Linked DNA regions of Homo sapiens: region 1 is linked to region 2. Evidence: read pairs that join two places in POLR2A ChIA-PET (ENCODE). Cell type or tissue: MCF 10A. All regions are shown on one strand. Each heading gives the region's core, and the rest is flanking DNA. Links, peaks and the distances in the headings are about the cores only.

Evidence for each region. ChIA-PET counts read pairs that join two places held together with the same protein. Peaks named below come from ENCODE experiments on the same cell type or tissue, not always from the same donor. Only the 100,000 strongest peaks of a DNase experiment are listed, where the experiment ranks them.
Region 1: POLR2A ChIA-PET joins it to region 2 with 5 read pairs; 2 of 35 experiments call an interaction of 5 or more read pairs at or near these places.

Annotation. Positions count from the first base shown.
Region 1 is chr13:39,101,033-39,109,377 of GRCh38, forward strand. No RefSeq gene overlaps it. Among named protein-coding and RNA genes, the nearest start is that of NHLRC3, 67 kb to the left of the region's middle. In MCF 10A, for the core only: no CTCF peak of the experiment used is centred there; a DNase peak (open chromatin) is centred at 4,299.
Region 2 is chr13:39,190,710-39,199,054 of GRCh38, forward strand. No RefSeq gene overlaps it. Among named protein-coding and RNA genes, the nearest start is that of NHLRC3, 160 kb to the left of the region's middle. In MCF 10A, for the core only: no CTCF peak of the experiment used is centred there; no DNase peak of the experiment used is centred there.

The DNA of each region.
Region 1 (8,345 bases), core at 172-8,171, 90 kb before region 2:
CATTTCTCAAAAAATTGTTGTGTCATCCCTTATTGCTATTTTATTACATTGCCCATGTTTGACTTATACACTGGTATCCTGTCAGCATGCTTTTTTCCATAGAGCTATTTTTTTTGACTGGTACCATCTGTCATTATAACTCATCTTCCATGCTGAATAACTTTGCATGTGATGATTACTTGTTTCCTTGTCACTTGGACCTCGCAGTTCTCCATGAAAGAGTAGGATCTCACCATGGCCATACTCTGATATCTGACTCATCTGAATTGCTTGCTGAGATTAAAGCTTGAAATGGAGAGTCGATCAAGTATTCTGTTTAGGCTGGGGTGGGGGTCGGGGCCATGCATATGTGTGTGTGTGTGTGTGTGCGTGTGTGCTCGCACATGTGCTCATTTGGAGAGGGCAGGCTAATTCCCATTGCTCAATAAAGCAAGGAAACAGATGGTGCTGTCAGTTCTAGGCATAGCACAATCACACACCATATGAGCATTCCCAAACAGTGCTGCATATGCAAACCCAAGCTGCCAACAATCCCCCTGATATTTAAATCCCCAGAGCTTCAAGAGAACATATTGCACATTCCTTTGAACAATAAAAATTGCTTGACTTTCTGCTTCCCCTCTAAATTCCTTCCCACTCCCTGCTCCCTGAGGTGTAAGTTAGAGATGAGCTTCAATGTTTAATTTTCTGAAATCAAGTCTTTTTTTTAAGTCATTTGTTCCCTAAAGCCAAGGGATACTAACACATTGTGGTACTGGAAATAAATGAGTGGGACTCTTCACAATAAATGTGAAAATTATTTATTCTGTGAACAAATTTATGAAAAACTATGGGTAAATTGAAAAAGTCTAGATGGAATAGATAGTGATATACATATACACAGTCCTTACCTTCAAGCCACTAATAAATAAGAGATAAGATACACAATGTGGCCAAAATAAAAGTTGGGACTTCAATAGCATAAACAGAAAAAACATTTTAATAAGTGACATCACTTCTAGTTGAGAGGATAAGGAAAGCTGTATGGACAGTAGTAGCATTTGAGTTTGACTTTGAGAAAGTCTGCTTTAAGTTGAGAGGCAAGGGGGCTGTGGCTTACTAGTGATTAAGTAAAATGCATGTATGTAGTACTAAAGTAATTCCTATTTCCATCACTAGTCTTTTCACCCATAGAAAATTAAAATGAGAAAAAATATAATATTAACCAGTTTTGAGATGTGGACATTTTCCTCTCATTGAAGAGCTCCTTTGCAACAGTTTTCCCTCTGTTTTGAAAACTTTCGGTCCAACTAGAACTCACACACTTCTGCTTAAGTGTAAACTTGGACTGCCACTTTGAAAAACTAAAGCTAAACATAGGATATACTATGATCCAACTAGTCCACTTCTATATATATTTACCAAAAGCTAGGTTTTAGGATATTTCTAGCAGTCCTTTGTAGTCCCAAACTAGAAGCTACTCAAATGTCCATGACATTCAAATTGATAAATACGTCATCTGAGGTGAGGTGTTGGTGATATATTATTTCTTCCTCTTGGTTCGGTTAAATGAGTGTGTTCAGTCTATGAAAACTACTCTAATTGTACTTCTATGATATGTACACTTTTCTGTAGGCATACTATATTTTAATAAAACTTTAAAAATATTTTCTCAAATTATGATAGCCTAGATTTCTTGAGTATAAAGCATAAAAGAATGAATTTATTTAATCTTGCTTTTGATCTTTGAAACATAGTTCTTTATCTTATCATGATTATGAAAATTTGACTTAGTCTATAAGCCTCTAATGGCTCTTCTGTACAGATCACATGTATTTTTCTTCAACAGGAAAGTTTGAACTAGATCAGGATCAAAGTTCTTTGGGCTCTTCTCCTTAAATATTGTTCAATAAAGTTCTGTCTTTATATTGCTTCTCTTTGCATTGTATCTCATCTTTATATGCTTTCTCATTTACCCTATGGCTTCAGTTTCTGCCACTAAAGGGGGTGATACATTTCTAGCACTTTTCCCTCCCTAGCTCCAGAGACCCTGATGGCATTTCCACTTGGTGTATCGCAGGCCTTTAAATGTAACGTTAAAAAAATGGAGCTTGTTATCACCCCACTGTAACTTCCCTTTCCTGCCTGTAATGCCCATCACAGTGAATGGTCCCATTGTCTACCTCGTGACCCAGTCAGAGTCATCTAAGACTCCACTCTCTGCCTTTTTCTTCACTGCCTAGATCTAATTAGTCCACAAATTCTGTCAGTTCTACCTCCTACAGCACTCTTAGGCCTTTATTCTCTTTCAGTTGGGAGCCCACTTAAAACAAAACTTGTGAAGCAAATGAATCTCCAGTCACCAAACTCCTGATTCTGAACCAGCCTCTTCCCACATGTCCGTTCCTTCCACCAGTCTTTGTTTGTAAATGATACATCTGTTCTTCTAGTTTCTCGAATACGAATCTTTGAGTCAGCTTAACTCTTTTCTCTCACATACCTTAATGGATAGCTCTAGCTTCAGAATATATCCAGAATCTGGCCATTTCTTATCACCTCTCTCCCATCCCCACCTCCCTGACCCAGGCCAGTCTCACGCCTTTTTATGTTCCAGCCACACTGTCTAGTTCTCTGCCAGTACTTCATACCACTGTGTGTTTGCACACTTTCCTCTCATTGCTAGGGATGCCTATTCCCCTCTCACCAACCTGGCTAATTTTTCCTCAGTTCAGGTGAGCGCATCCCACCATTTTCTTTAGAAAATCTTCCCTGGATCCTTTGGCCTGAGCTAGTACTCTGTTTCTATTTCTTTATATTCTGAGTGCCAAGCGCATTGCCTGGTATGTGGTTGGTGCTCAATAAATTCAGAGAGATTGCTGATGAACTAAACTACTGAACTGTAATAAAGCCTTGACACATTTCCTCTTACAAACCTTTATTAGAATAATCACACCTTATTTCAATTTTTGTTTTCTGTGTGTCTATCTTCCTCACTGAGTTATGAGCTACTTAAGGTTAGGAAATGTGTGTCTTAATCATTTTTGCATTTTTGTATGCCCATAGTAGTGTTTAAAAATTAATTGCTAAATGAAGACAAACATAAATAACTGGGAGGGCACTTATAAATATACATTTCTTGTTAACTGCTATGGACTAATTTGTGCACCCCATAATTCATATATTGAAGTCTTAATCCCCAATTTGATAGTATTCTGAGATGGGGCCATTGGAGAGGTAACTGGGATTAGATGAGATCATAAGAGTAAGTTAGCTCATGAATCCCATCTGAATTAGCTATTTCTGGCTATTATTGAGAGCTGTAGTTGAGAGCCTCCCTGAAAATGTACATAATATTTTCTCTACAAATTATTGCTTTGTCCTGACTGTACACTTCAACTGATTGGCAGGTGGCACCAATAAGGCCAAGTTTAAACAGCCTGTCATGTTACAAAGTCACAAATCCCATCCTTAGCCACGACTAGTCATCTCAGAAAAATGGGACAGAATAACCCTACCACTGGAAAATCCACCCAAAGTTCATTTCCTCTCGAGCAGGGGTATATAAATGCCATGCTTATAAATTGAAAGAAAATATTGTTATAATATACTTTTGATTACTTTCTTGTAACCAGCTATTTTTTTTTTTTTTTTTTTTTTTTTTTTTTTTTTGAGACAGAGTCTCGCACTCTCACCCAGGCTGGAGTGCAGTGGCGCGATCTCGGCTCACTGCAAGCTCTGCCTCCCGGGTTCATGCCATTCTCCTGCCTCAGCCTCCCAAGTAGCTGGGACTACAGGCGCCCGCCACCATGCCCCGCTAATTTTTTGTGTTTTTAGTAGAGATGGGGTTTCACCGTGTTAGCCAGGATGGTCTCGATCTCCTGACCTCGTGATCCGCCCGCCTCGGCCTCCCAAAGTGTTGGGATTACAGGCGTGAGCCACTGTGCCTGGCCTATTGTAACCAACTATTAACATTGATAACTAATTGTTTCCCTCTTTATTGACTCTTGGGATTATAAATGGCTCTTCATTTATGTTACCCCAGATATTTAATTTTTACAATGATTATGTTTTCAGAATCCAAAACTATTTACTTTGTGTAATTTCAGAAAGAAATAGGGAATTCCTGTTAAGAATATTTATTTCCTCCACTTTCCAATTTCTCTCCTGAGAGAATTTACCTGGGTAACTTGATCCTGATGGAAAAACAACAGCTGGCATACTTACTTGTATTTAGAGCTTGTGGTTTAATATCTTTAAGTCTAGCATATGTCTGTGGCAGAGCACACTGGGCAGCTGCATTCACATGTTTTCTTGGACTGTTGCCAATGGCGAGATTGCAGACAATTGTAAGTTTGAAATCAGAAAGGCCTGACTCAGGTTGCAGGCTCCTGATTGTCTGATTTTTAAAATTTGGATAGTCAACTTAAAATTTAGAAATGAGGACATTCAGAGGACTAATTTAAAACAGACCAAGTAGGAAGTGATTGTCTAACACTTCCCCATAGAGTTGCTTCCAAGGAATCCCACTCCGTTCAGTGTGTCTTGCTTTCTTAGTTTCTGTACTGTTTATTCCTAAATAATCAGAAAGAGGACAGAATGTTAGTGGCTGTGTCCCATGCTGTCAAAACATAGCTGTGGTGTGATTACAGGATGGTGAATGTTCTCCTTAAAAATGAAAATAGAAACAACGACAACAAACCCAGAAAAGAAAAATTCTAATTTGGATTGTACAACTTCATAATGAAACGTATTGAAACTCACACTAGGGGGTGCAGGCTCACAAAACAGTGCTCTACTCTTAAGCACCCACTTTCTTAACTTCCTCTGTGTCCCTCCTCTACTGTTTTCCTCAGCAACTACAACTACAGCATTTAGAAGCTCTTTGTTATTAAGGGAAGGGGGAAGACATTATTCTAGGGGTAGCTGGCAAGGTAGCAAGTTATCCCATTACCAAAGTGATAAAATATTTACCGCATAGAACTGAAAATATCACCAAGTTTTCCCCAGGAGAACTTCCCTCTTTCTCCTCAGCAAGAAAGCAAGCCACAAAGGCCATCATGTTGTCCTAGCAGCTATACATCATAAAGCTGATCCCACAAATGTTGACTGTGGCATCTCTCCCCAGCTCTTTTGCGAAGGTGTCACACCAAGTGTCAGGTTCCAGCTCATGCTGAGTTCCAAGGGGAGTGGGTAGATGGGTGGCAGATAGCTGAAAGAACACTCGGGGTGGGGCATGGGCAGGTGAAATATGGTTTTATTCAGCAGCTCTCTTACACTGTCCACCTTTGTTTTGGCTGCCTGCTCAGGCTCTGGGGCTCCTGCCGCTCCCACACTTACAGCTGCACTCCCTGGCACGTGGCTGGTTCCTGGCTCCCCGCTGTCCATCTGCAAGAGCTGTGTGTACAGTTGTCAGCAGGGCAGTTATACCTTTTACAGACAATAGTGGCTTCGAGCCAAGTATGAGCTTATACAAACAGGTTATATAACAAGTGGAGTTGTGTGCCTGCACTATAAACTCCGAGTCACACTGGCCTGGATGTCTGCCTCAGCCTATTCTTGACCAAAGCACGTCCATTTACCTAACAGAAGGAAACAATCCTTGGTGCTGGAAAGTCTGGAGAAACTGCTGGCTAAGTTGTGCTTGACAAGGAGTCACTAGTGCACCAAGCATTCTAGGAAGGGGGAGCCAATAGAATCACAAACTCCTTGGGTTAAATTTGTGGCACAATCCAGGCAGGTAGTGCTTCTCTTGTATATACTGCCACATTCTGCCTCTGATCCTTCAGGCAAACTGTCTCAGCAGCTTTGCTGTCACAGCGTTCTAGGGACCAGCCAAGCAGGGAGGTGAAGCTGGCTGCCTCCAAGGAGGCTTTTCTTTCCTGAGGAAGAGCAGGGAAATCTGCAGCTGAGGTTCATCTCTCAGCTGATCTAGGGCTTTTACATGACTTTTTTCCCCCTTTTGCACTGCATCTCATGCTTAAGACATTAGCCTAAAAACCCGTCAATGAAGACTATATATATCCAGTCTTCAAGATCCTCAATTAAGATAACTGTCTCCATTTTAATCTGAAGCTAGCATCTATTAATAGTGATGATTTGTTTTTGAATTTGGGGATATACAGTATGTTTTCCAGTTAAAACCCACTGCTGATCAAAACACTGTTCTATTTACAAAGTAGAAGAATGTGCATACATCCAAAATTCAAACAAAACTCTATCACAAAAGAAAATGACTATTTTCTTAAAGAAACAATCAGCACAGGTCCACAGTACTGGTGGCGATTGTGTTGATCATTAGCAGAGTTTCAAGACAAGCACCCTGATGCTGCATTTCATTTCCATCTCCTCTAGGTCTTGTCTAATTTTCTTCAAAAAGCGGCCTTTCAAATGCACTCAAACTCATATGCCCGAGTAAAATGTAGTAGAAACAGGCTAAGCACCTATACTTAGGCGCTCTGTAATTCTATTCCTCCAGTGTCTTCAATGAGGAGACACTTGATTAGTTATCAGGAGACACAACAAGAACCCCAAGGAAAGTCAGGTTCAAGTTGCCCTGATGTAATTACTGATGCATATAATTAAATCATGTACAAAGATATTAAATATTTCAGCAAAGTCTGTTTTAAGTTGTTTTACTTCTTGAAAGACACTAATGCGAAATGATTTTCTCAGGTAAATGAGATTTAGCTGTGTTGGTAGATCGACCAGACACAGCAGCTGCAGGTTTAATTAAACGTTTGCCTAACCATATAAAAAGACAGTGATATATCTTCATAGCATCTGGCAGCTTCACTATCCTCCAGTCATTCTTTAATTAGCATGCTGGTGAATTTAATAGAAAATGGCTTCAACTCAGAAGCAGATGGTTCTTCTGAGTGACAAGAGGAATGACAATTTCTGTCATGTTTACTTCCTATGTAGCTTTCTAGTTCGAAATATCCTTCAGAGTACAGTTCTGGGGAAATCAGGGGTCCTGTTTAATATCTTCAAAAAGCAACCAATTCTGAATCTCATTCTCTTGAAAAAGTCTGATTCATGAGCTTCAAAACATGTTTTCCTTTTCTCTTTGTTCATTTCTCTTATTTTATGATGATATTAGCCTTTCTGTTAAAAGAATGGGTTTATGTAAATGTATATAGTATCTCTGAGGTAGATAAAAATATATGCATCGGACACAACCCAGTCTCTGATATAGATTATCAGAATTTTAAAGTTTAGAAAATTTGAACCCCATCTCCCTCTTAATTTAGCGTAACTGCCAGCAACTGGCTTGAGGGAAGAGAGAAAAAAATCTTTGCTTTTCATAGTTGTTTTAGAAATGAAAGCAACAGGTAAGAGAAAATTCCAAGGAACAGAAAAAATGAGAACGTCCATAATTGTTGGTGAACGTTGCTTCTCCTGGGCCTATTTGTAGGGCTTTCTTTCATGAGTGAAAGCTCTTCTGGGTGGCAACTTCTTATGCCCACCCTCTTGTGCTGTGGCTCTGTTGTACATAGGAAATTATAAATAGTAATTTAGTTCATTGTACATGGTTAAGATGGACTGAGTGAAAAATGGACAATTTATTTATTTGGAATAAGTGTCATTTCTCTGCTTATGCACTTTTTTTCAGATTTTCAAATTCAGCAGACAAACTAGTCCAAACTAATCATGAGCAATGTGCACGTGCTAAGAGCTTCTGGCTGTGATGATGGACACTTTATTTAAATTCTCATTTAATTCTCAGAATAACTCTGTAAGGTAGGTGTTGCTAACCCTTATTAAAAATGAAGACATAGGCTAAAGAGGTTATGTGAGTGGGAGAGCCCAGTTTTGGATGCAGTTTTCAAATAGCAATATTGTTCTCTCTACTTGGTGCTGCATTGTTTGAAGACCCAGAGGCTATTTATTGCCCATTCACAGAACAAGCATGTATCACATCTAACCATGTGCCAGACAGCTGATGGGGATCCAAAGACATGTAGATCCTCACAATTGCCCTTGAGGACCCCTCAGTCAAGGGCGTGGAGATGCAGTCATAATCATAATATAGAATGGGGAGAACTGTGTATGACAAAGATGCCTTCAACTACGTTGTGAGCCCAGAGGAGGGAGCAGGCAATTTTGCCACATATCACAAACAAATTGACATTGAATTACAGAAGGTGCAGGGATTCTCCTGAGAGAAGGCTGGATGGGGGCTTATTCCAAGCAGAGAGAACACAATTAATAAGGGCTTAGAGGTCTGAAAGAGCTTGGAATATTTCAAGCACAGACAGATGTTTCCATGAATGGAACTAAGAAGCATGAGCATAGCAGAAATTACCTAGCTCTTTGCAGCAATGTCGGTAAACTCAAATGTCTACTGATGCCAGATGAATAATAAC
Region 2 (8,345 bases), core at 156-8,155:
GGCTGGGATTACAGGCATGAGGCATGGCGCTGGGCCAGATTTATCCTTAAAGAAAGTTTGAGTTTTAATATGAGACTTAATATCCAAATTTCTGAGTTGAGACAATATCCAAATTTCTGAGTTGAAATTATGTTTGATTTAGGGTTTTTAATTACCAAGGAATAATCAGAAAAAATCATGAGATTGCCTGAGTTTTTATCCAGGGAATGTTAAGCAATCCATCTCTCCAAACACACTTTAAAGGAACAGAGGGGAAAAAAGTAAAGATATTTTGTGATCACATCCTGTGATTCCTGCTTGTTTCATGTACTGGCTATACCAGTACTATATTTAGGATTTTTACATTTATGTTCATTGATAATATTAATCTTCAGTTTTCCTTTCTGATAATGTCTTTATCTGGTATCTTATCAAAGTTATAGTAGCCTCATAAGAGAAGGTAGGTAGCTTTTAATCTTTTAAAAAATGTTCTTAATTATATAAAAGAAGCATTACCTGTTTCTTGAAGATTGGGCATAGTATTTTTCAGTGGGAGAAAATTCTTGACTACTGATTCAGTATCTCTAATAATTTTGGCTATATTTAGGTCCTCTATTACTTTTTAAGTCAATTTTAATAATTTGTTTTTTTCAAAGAGTTTGCATTTCATGTAAATGTTTATCTTCATTGTCATAAAATTAGTCATAATTTGGGTAGGCATTATTAATGTTTGTCCATATTTCCCATTCTCTTCATCTCAGTGTGCTTTCAGAGGTATTCTATTTCCTCCCACCCCCCTGACATCAAGCCTGGCAGGCTGACTTTGTTTTTCCTGTGCTGTGTGAGAAGGAGTGGTGTATTGTCTCCATTTGCCAGTGTGTGGTTCATAGTGGGTATATCACTGTCTCCTACAGGGTGATCATGGAAGCAAATGTCAGAAGAGCAAAGCAACGTAGAACGCTCAGCCACCTCAGGAAGAACCTTGAAAAGTCACCTGGATATATTTTTGTGAACGTAAATCAGCTTTTGCTTTGTTAAGCTACTGAAGTCTTGGTATTGATTTTACTGCAGCACAAACTACCTTAGCTTGACTAATAATGTCTTTCCTTTTCTTGCATTTCATTTCTTTACATTCATACTAGGGCCTTCTCTCTCTTTTTCTTAATACATGTTTTTAGAGATTTACTAACTTTTTAATTAGTCTCTTTGAGCGTTTTTATGGCAGGTTAACTCTATTTTTTTAATTTAGTCTTTATTTATTTATTTTTTGAGACAGGGTCTTACTCTGTCACCCAGGCTGGAGAGCAGTGGTGCAATCTCGGCCCACTGCAACCTCCACCTCCCGGGTTCAGGCAATTCTCCTGCCTCAGCCTCTCAAGTAGCTGGGACTACAGGCATGTGCCACCACGCTTAGCTATTTTTTTTTTTTTTTAATAGAGACAGGGTTTCACCAAGTTGGCCAGGCTGGTCTTGAACTCCTGACCTCAACTCCTGATCCACCCTCCTCGGCCTCTGCTTCCAAAAGTGCTGGGATTACAGGCATAAGCCATGGTGCCTGGCCTGTATTGTAGGTTAACTCTAAATATTATTTTTCTCATTGCTTTTTAGTTCTATCTTTATTATTTTCTTTGTTCTGATTTGTGTTTACTCCACTGTTCCTGCTGTAGCTTCTAGAGTTGAATATTTAACTGGCTTATGTTTAATTTTTCTTGCTTTTTAAAATGTTTATAAATATACCTTCAAAGCTATAAATTTTCTCTTAAGTACTGCTTACCTATATCCTACCAGTTTAAAAAACTTTCTTTGGAAATTATTTTTAAGAAATTCATGGCTGTGGCTCATGCCTGTAATCCCAGCACTTTGGGAGGTTGAGCCAGGAGTTTAAGACCAGCCTGGGCAACAAAGGGAGACCCTGTCTCTACAAAAAATCAGCTGGGCGTGGTGGCATGTGCCTGTAGTCTCACCTACTTGAGAGGCTGAGGAAGGTGGATCGTTTGATCCTAAGAGGTTAAGCCTACAGTGAGCTGTGTTTGAATCACTGCTCTCCAGGCTGGGTGACAGAGCAAGACCCTGTCTCAAAGAAAAGGGAAAAAAAAAAAAGAAAGAGAAAGAGAAAAAGAGAAAGAAATTCATAGTTTCCACTGTGATTTACTCTTTCCCATCTTTTATTGACTGATAATGAATCTAATTGCATTGTAGCCAAAGGACATGGGCTATAGGTTATAACCTGGATTCTTAAGAGCTTAAAACAGTCATTTTCAAAACTTTTCATGGATGTTTGAAAGGGACATATATTCTCTATTTAGTAGTTCCATAACTTATAGGCAACAATAGATTAAGTTTGGGACTTGAATTGATTGAATCTCCTGTGTCCTTACTAAATGATCCTACTTGATCTTAATTTCTGAGAGAAATATGTTTAAATCTTCCTACACGACTATAGATATATCAATTTCTATTCTGTGTGATTTTGCTTTATGCATACAATTTCATGAGAATTCTATATTTTGGCAGATTGTTCTTTTATCATTAGTAGTGTCTTTCTTTAACTCTAGTAATACTTTTGCCTTTACTTTTCCCTGATAATAATAGTTATATCTTTGTCTATGTTCCAGATATGTCTTTTTTTACATATCTTTATTGCCTTTCTGTTTTATTTTTCCTTAAGTTTGATAAAAAGCATGGTAGAGCTGGATTAAAAAAAATCATCTGATAGAATTTTCCCTTTCCTATAGACTTGCTGTTATTAATTTTAAACAAAAATAAAAGTGGTATAATGAATTCCACAAGCTCATCACCCAGACGCAACACTGATAGGTTTTCCATATTGTTTCATCTATCCATTCCACATACTACTTTCTTTCTTGTCCTTGTCCTTCTTCACTTTCTCGTCCTCATCCTTCTTTTGTGTGAGTTTTTAAAACCAATTCTACTGCTAACTAATAAGGATTTTTCCCTCAAGCATAACCTTGACTCCATCATCAAATCTGAAGAAAAAAAAACAATTATTTTTAAACAATATATAATAGTCTGTATTCAAATTTCCCAAATTGCCTTGAATTTATTTAAGAATGTTTATTAAGGTTGTCAAATAGGAGATTACTTTATAAAAATTAGCAGTATTCATATATATATATATTTATATACATGCATCAGCTACAACCAATATTTTTGTCAAAGAAAACAGTACCTATGAAGAACCAGACCTAGAGAAAATGAAGATGATTATGGCTGGAGTGCATGAAGTGGTTTGACAGAGGGGATGATAGTTGATTGGGCTGGAGGGAAAGGTAAGTGCCACATTATCAGAGAGCCATGCTAAGTCATACCAAGGAGTGTGAATGTAGTACTGAAAACAACCTGGGGCCGGGTGTGGTGGCTCACGCCTGTAATCCCAGCACTTTGGAAGGCGAGGCAGGTGGATCACCTGAGATCAGGAGCTTGAGATCAGCCTGGCCAACATGGTGAAACCCTGTCCCTATTAAAAATACAAAAAATAAGCTAGGCATGGTGGTGCATGCCTGTAATCCCAGCTACTCAGGAGGCTGAGGTAGGAGAATTGCTTGAACCCGGGTGGCCAAGGTTGCAGTGAGCCAAGATCGCACCACTGCACTCCAGCCTGGGAAAAAAGAGCAAAACCCCATCTCAAAAAAAAGAAAGAAAACAACCTGATATCCAATGAAAAGTATTAAGGAAGAAGCAAATGATCAGATATATTGTTTTAGAAAGACACATTAGGCTGAAAGATATAGGATTAGAGGAGTCAAGATTGAAGTTAGAGAGTTATGAGAAGGCGGGTAAGAAATGCTGATGGCCTTAAAGTGGACTGTGGAAGTGAGGAAAAATGGGAGGGCAACTACTGGAAAATTGTAGAGGAGGTAGAATTGATTGAGAATGAAGTAAGGGAGGAATCACAGGTAATGACCAAGATTCTGGTGTAGGCAATTGAAGGAATGGTGGGGTCACTCCCAGAGAAGGATCAGCATCTAGTTTGGCACATGTTGAATTGGAACATCCTGTAGGACTGCTGGGGGACAATTTAAAGAGAAGCTTGATATGTGGAGCAGTAGCTCAGGAGAGGGATGCAGATTTTCAAACTCATATTGGGAATAACTGTACACAGATGGTGCAGTGGATAGAAACTGGGCCTAATGTAGATGAAAAATAGTACATTTGCAAGACAAGAAGAGAAAGAGCTATCAATAAACCATTTAAAAACGGGAGGTCAGAAGAATTGAAGCAAATCAAGAAAGTTCATGTAACTAAAGCCAACAGAAGGAAATGCTTCAAGACTCATTTTTCTCCCCTACTGTATTCTCAGCACACAAATCAGTGTTTGTCTCTTAGAAGGTAATCAAGATATATTTTCTGAATAAATGAATGAAGAAAAGACTAGTTTTCAGAGGCTGCCTAGAGGCCAAGTAAGATAAAGACAGAGAGATGTACATTAAATTCACTATCAAGAATTTTGCTGGTGACTTTGGCAAGAATTGTTCCTGTGGAATGGTGAGCCCCGAGTCCAGCCTGCAGGTGTGTTGAGGGGTGATGAATAGCGCTGAAGTGAAGGTGGAAAGTATAGGCAATTATTTCCATAGAAAGAAGGAGGGAAATAGCAATGCCTGGAAGGTATTGTGTGTTGAGAGACATTTTTATTTGTATGATTTTTAAGATCTGGGACATTTGACTGTTTAAGCGCTGGTGGGACAGAGCCAGTGAGCTCAGACCATGCGAGAGATAGAAAATGAAGATTGAAGATCAGAACAAGGAAAAGAATAGTCCTTCAATAGTATAGTCCTAAGACGGTGGAGGGAATAGAGTTCAAAGAACAGAGGAGGCAACAGTCTTAGACAAAGGAGGGGCACTATATCCCCTCCAGGTAAATGCAAGCCAGATACGGTCAGGGAAGCTAATGAAATTCCCATTTGATGATACCTCATTTTTCTGTAAAGTGGGAGTCAAGACCATTTGCTGGGAATTAAGGAAAATGATTAATTTCCTGGGTTGCCTGGAATTTCTTAATTTATATTTCCATAGAACATATGTCATACCCTTAGGACCTCCCAGGAACCATCACTAATTAAGGCTTTTTAATAGGCCAACTGTAAGTGCTGATTTTCATTATTTATTTCCTAATTTATGCTGCTTTCCAGCAAGAAAATTGTCATGTTATTTAGCAAAGAAGACATTCATCCCTCTCCTTGAAACTGTTGGATATGGAAGTTCCTAAACTGTTTACCACCAGGGATGCCTTTTAGAATATGTTTTTCATTAGCCCTTAGGTATTTGAAAGATGCTGTCTAGCAAACAAATCATATTTATAAAGTAAAAAAATAGACTTCTATTTTTTATTAATTTGATGTAATATTTGCTCTTAGCCTTAAAAATTAACTGATCACCATGCACAATCATGTTTGATTAATCTAATTCCAATCAAAATCAAAGGAGTACGACATTTCAGTTATTCTGTGAAATCTTACTGAGGGGGAGTGTATGATGCTTCTTTCTTTTTAAACAATATTGAAAACAACTTTTGGACTCATTATTTCTTAACAGAATCTTGTGGAAAAGACTACTAGTATACTGCAACCACTTGAGCCTTGCTTTTCATTGCATTTTTAATTGCAAATCTTAAGGCATTCAATACCAAAGTGTTTTCTTTCCCAAGCCGAGAATGTGAACCCCCATTTTTCTTCATGTATATTAACATTTTAAGTGGAAATTTTGATTTATGAGTCTCAAACCCTGAAAATAAATTGGTACCTATTCAGCAAATCAAACCATCATTTACAAAATTACTTTGTTCTTGAAAGAGGTATGTCAACAATCCCAGTACCTAGAAGTAATTGAGAGTGTTTTGTTTCTCTTTGAGAATAACGGTGAGTGACAACTTTATGAAAAAGCTACCAAGGGTGTTCTTATCTACCTAAATTCTAATGCCTTAAAATAGAAGATATTAAAATTATGTAAAAAAAGTCTATTTAATAAACATATCTTGAGCTTCATCTAATGAGCCACAGAACATTCTGAGATACAGGTGGGGATATGATAGATGCAAACCCTGTTCTTGTGTATATTACATGAAACAAATAATAATACAAATAAGCATGGTATAAATTGCTACAATATATAGGAAAATTATAACAAATTGCAACATGAAGGGAAAATATAGTGTGCAATGAGGGATTATAACAAGACAGCCTAATTTAAATGGATCAGAAGGCCCCAAGGAAGTGTCATTTAAGCAAACGTTTTAAGTGGTAGTAGATTTCAGTTGGAGATGGACAGGGGTGGGAGGGATTTCCAGGCAGAAGAAATAGAACCTTTGAATGCTGCATGGTGCAAACAAGCTTTCTTTACCCGCTCTGTGCCCTCACCTAGAGCACAAGAGCCAGATGGGTACTTAGGGGACCTCAGGAGATATGAAACAATTACAGTGAATTTATTTCTGTTAGGGTTGTATTTGCCAAAATGATTTCAGCAAAGGGTGACTCACTTACAGTAAACATTTTCCTTTTGACAGTATCTTAAATTAGATTCTGAAGAAGGACGTGACAAAAGAAGACTAAGTAACCTGCTTCAGCCACAAAGAATGCACAAACTCCTTAGTGCACACTGTGTTACAAAAGCAAAACCCATTAGCTTCAGGAAAAACAGAAAACCAATCATGATGATAAAAAATTTAAATATAACTATTTCTTTTCCTCGTATATTACTAGTGAGCCACACAGGTATTCACTTTCAAATCATCACTACCAGAAAGGTCTCATGATTCATTTGTGTGTTCATTTCCATTTCTTATTTTGACTAAGGAAATGAAATGAAAACATTCGGTTGTCAGCTTCATTCTGGTTCATCATTGCCTCTGGAGTACTCTGAGGATGACGTAGTTTCCTTAGCACCAGCTAAAGCATCCTCTTTAGGAAGGACATGACCCTAATTATAGATGTCACATATCTTCAATTTAAAAGTTAAATTACAGAGATCAGTGCTAATATTTATAAAAGAAAAGCAGCACAAAGCTAATGCAAGTAATATTTTCAGTGTATGGTATTTAAAAGACACTTCCTCATCCCCTGAAAACCTCAATAGACTTTACTGTCCCACACTTGAGCCATTTATAGCACACTGTTCACTTCCTGAGAGAGGAGTAACTCTGCTAAGCCATAGGAGTATTCCCTGGTTAAGGAAAGGTTTACTAAAGAGAACTTCCTGAGAGAGGAGTAACTCTGCTAAGCCATAGGGGTATTCCCTGGTTAAGGAATGGTTTACTAAAGAGAACTTTCTGAAATGTATATGTGCTTTCTAGTGGGATTCAGTCTTACCATTCCTCATACCTCACTTTAGACAGTTAATCTCCTTTTTAGACAAATAAGTTGCCAGATATATTTAAGGCTGGGAACCTAAGACCTTATAAGGCACACAGAAAGAAACATCCTTCTCAACTGTTGCTATGCTGTTGTTGCACTCCCTGGGGAGTTCATAAATTAATTGCAAAATATCTACAAATGTAACATAGGCAAAGTACGTATTTTGCACATAGATATACACTACTATTTTTCCAATGTGCATAGGCCACAGCGATAAAATACATTGCCATTTTCAATAATTACTGAATTCATAATATTCTATTTTTTCAAACAATATGTAGAAGGAACATTATTATTATGTCATCAATTCTGATGATCCAAATATTTAGAAATTAGTACAGTACTACATGTTGAGTTGATTGATTATAGCAGTATTTTTTTCAGGTTTTGATCACACAGCACTAACAGTTTTTAAAAAAACTGAGCTCATACAACTTAATATATGTATATTAATAGACAACATACATGCACTGCTATACATATATATTATATAATATATACACATACATGTTGTATATACACACACATATATACACACAGCCAATAATATTTTGGACAACAACAGCACATATGATGGTGATCCTATATGATTTCAGTGGAGTAGAAAAACTCTTATTGCCTAAGGATGCCATAGCCATCATAGCATTGTAGTATAACACATAACTCACAGGTTTATGGTGGTGCTGGTGTAAACAAGCCTAGTGCACTGCCAGTCACATAAGAGTATAGCACACACAATTATGTACAGTACATAATACTTGATAATAAACAACTGTGTTACTGGTTTATGTATCTATTAGATTGTTTATCATTATTTTAGAGTGTACTCCTTCTACTTTTATATACTTTAAAAAGTTAACTCTAACACAGCCTCAGGCAGGTCCTGCAGGAGGTATCCAGAAGAAGGCCTTGTTATTATAATAGGAGATGACAGCCCCATGCATGTTATTGCCCCTGCAGACCTTCCAGTGGGACAAGATGTGGAGGTGGAAGACAGTG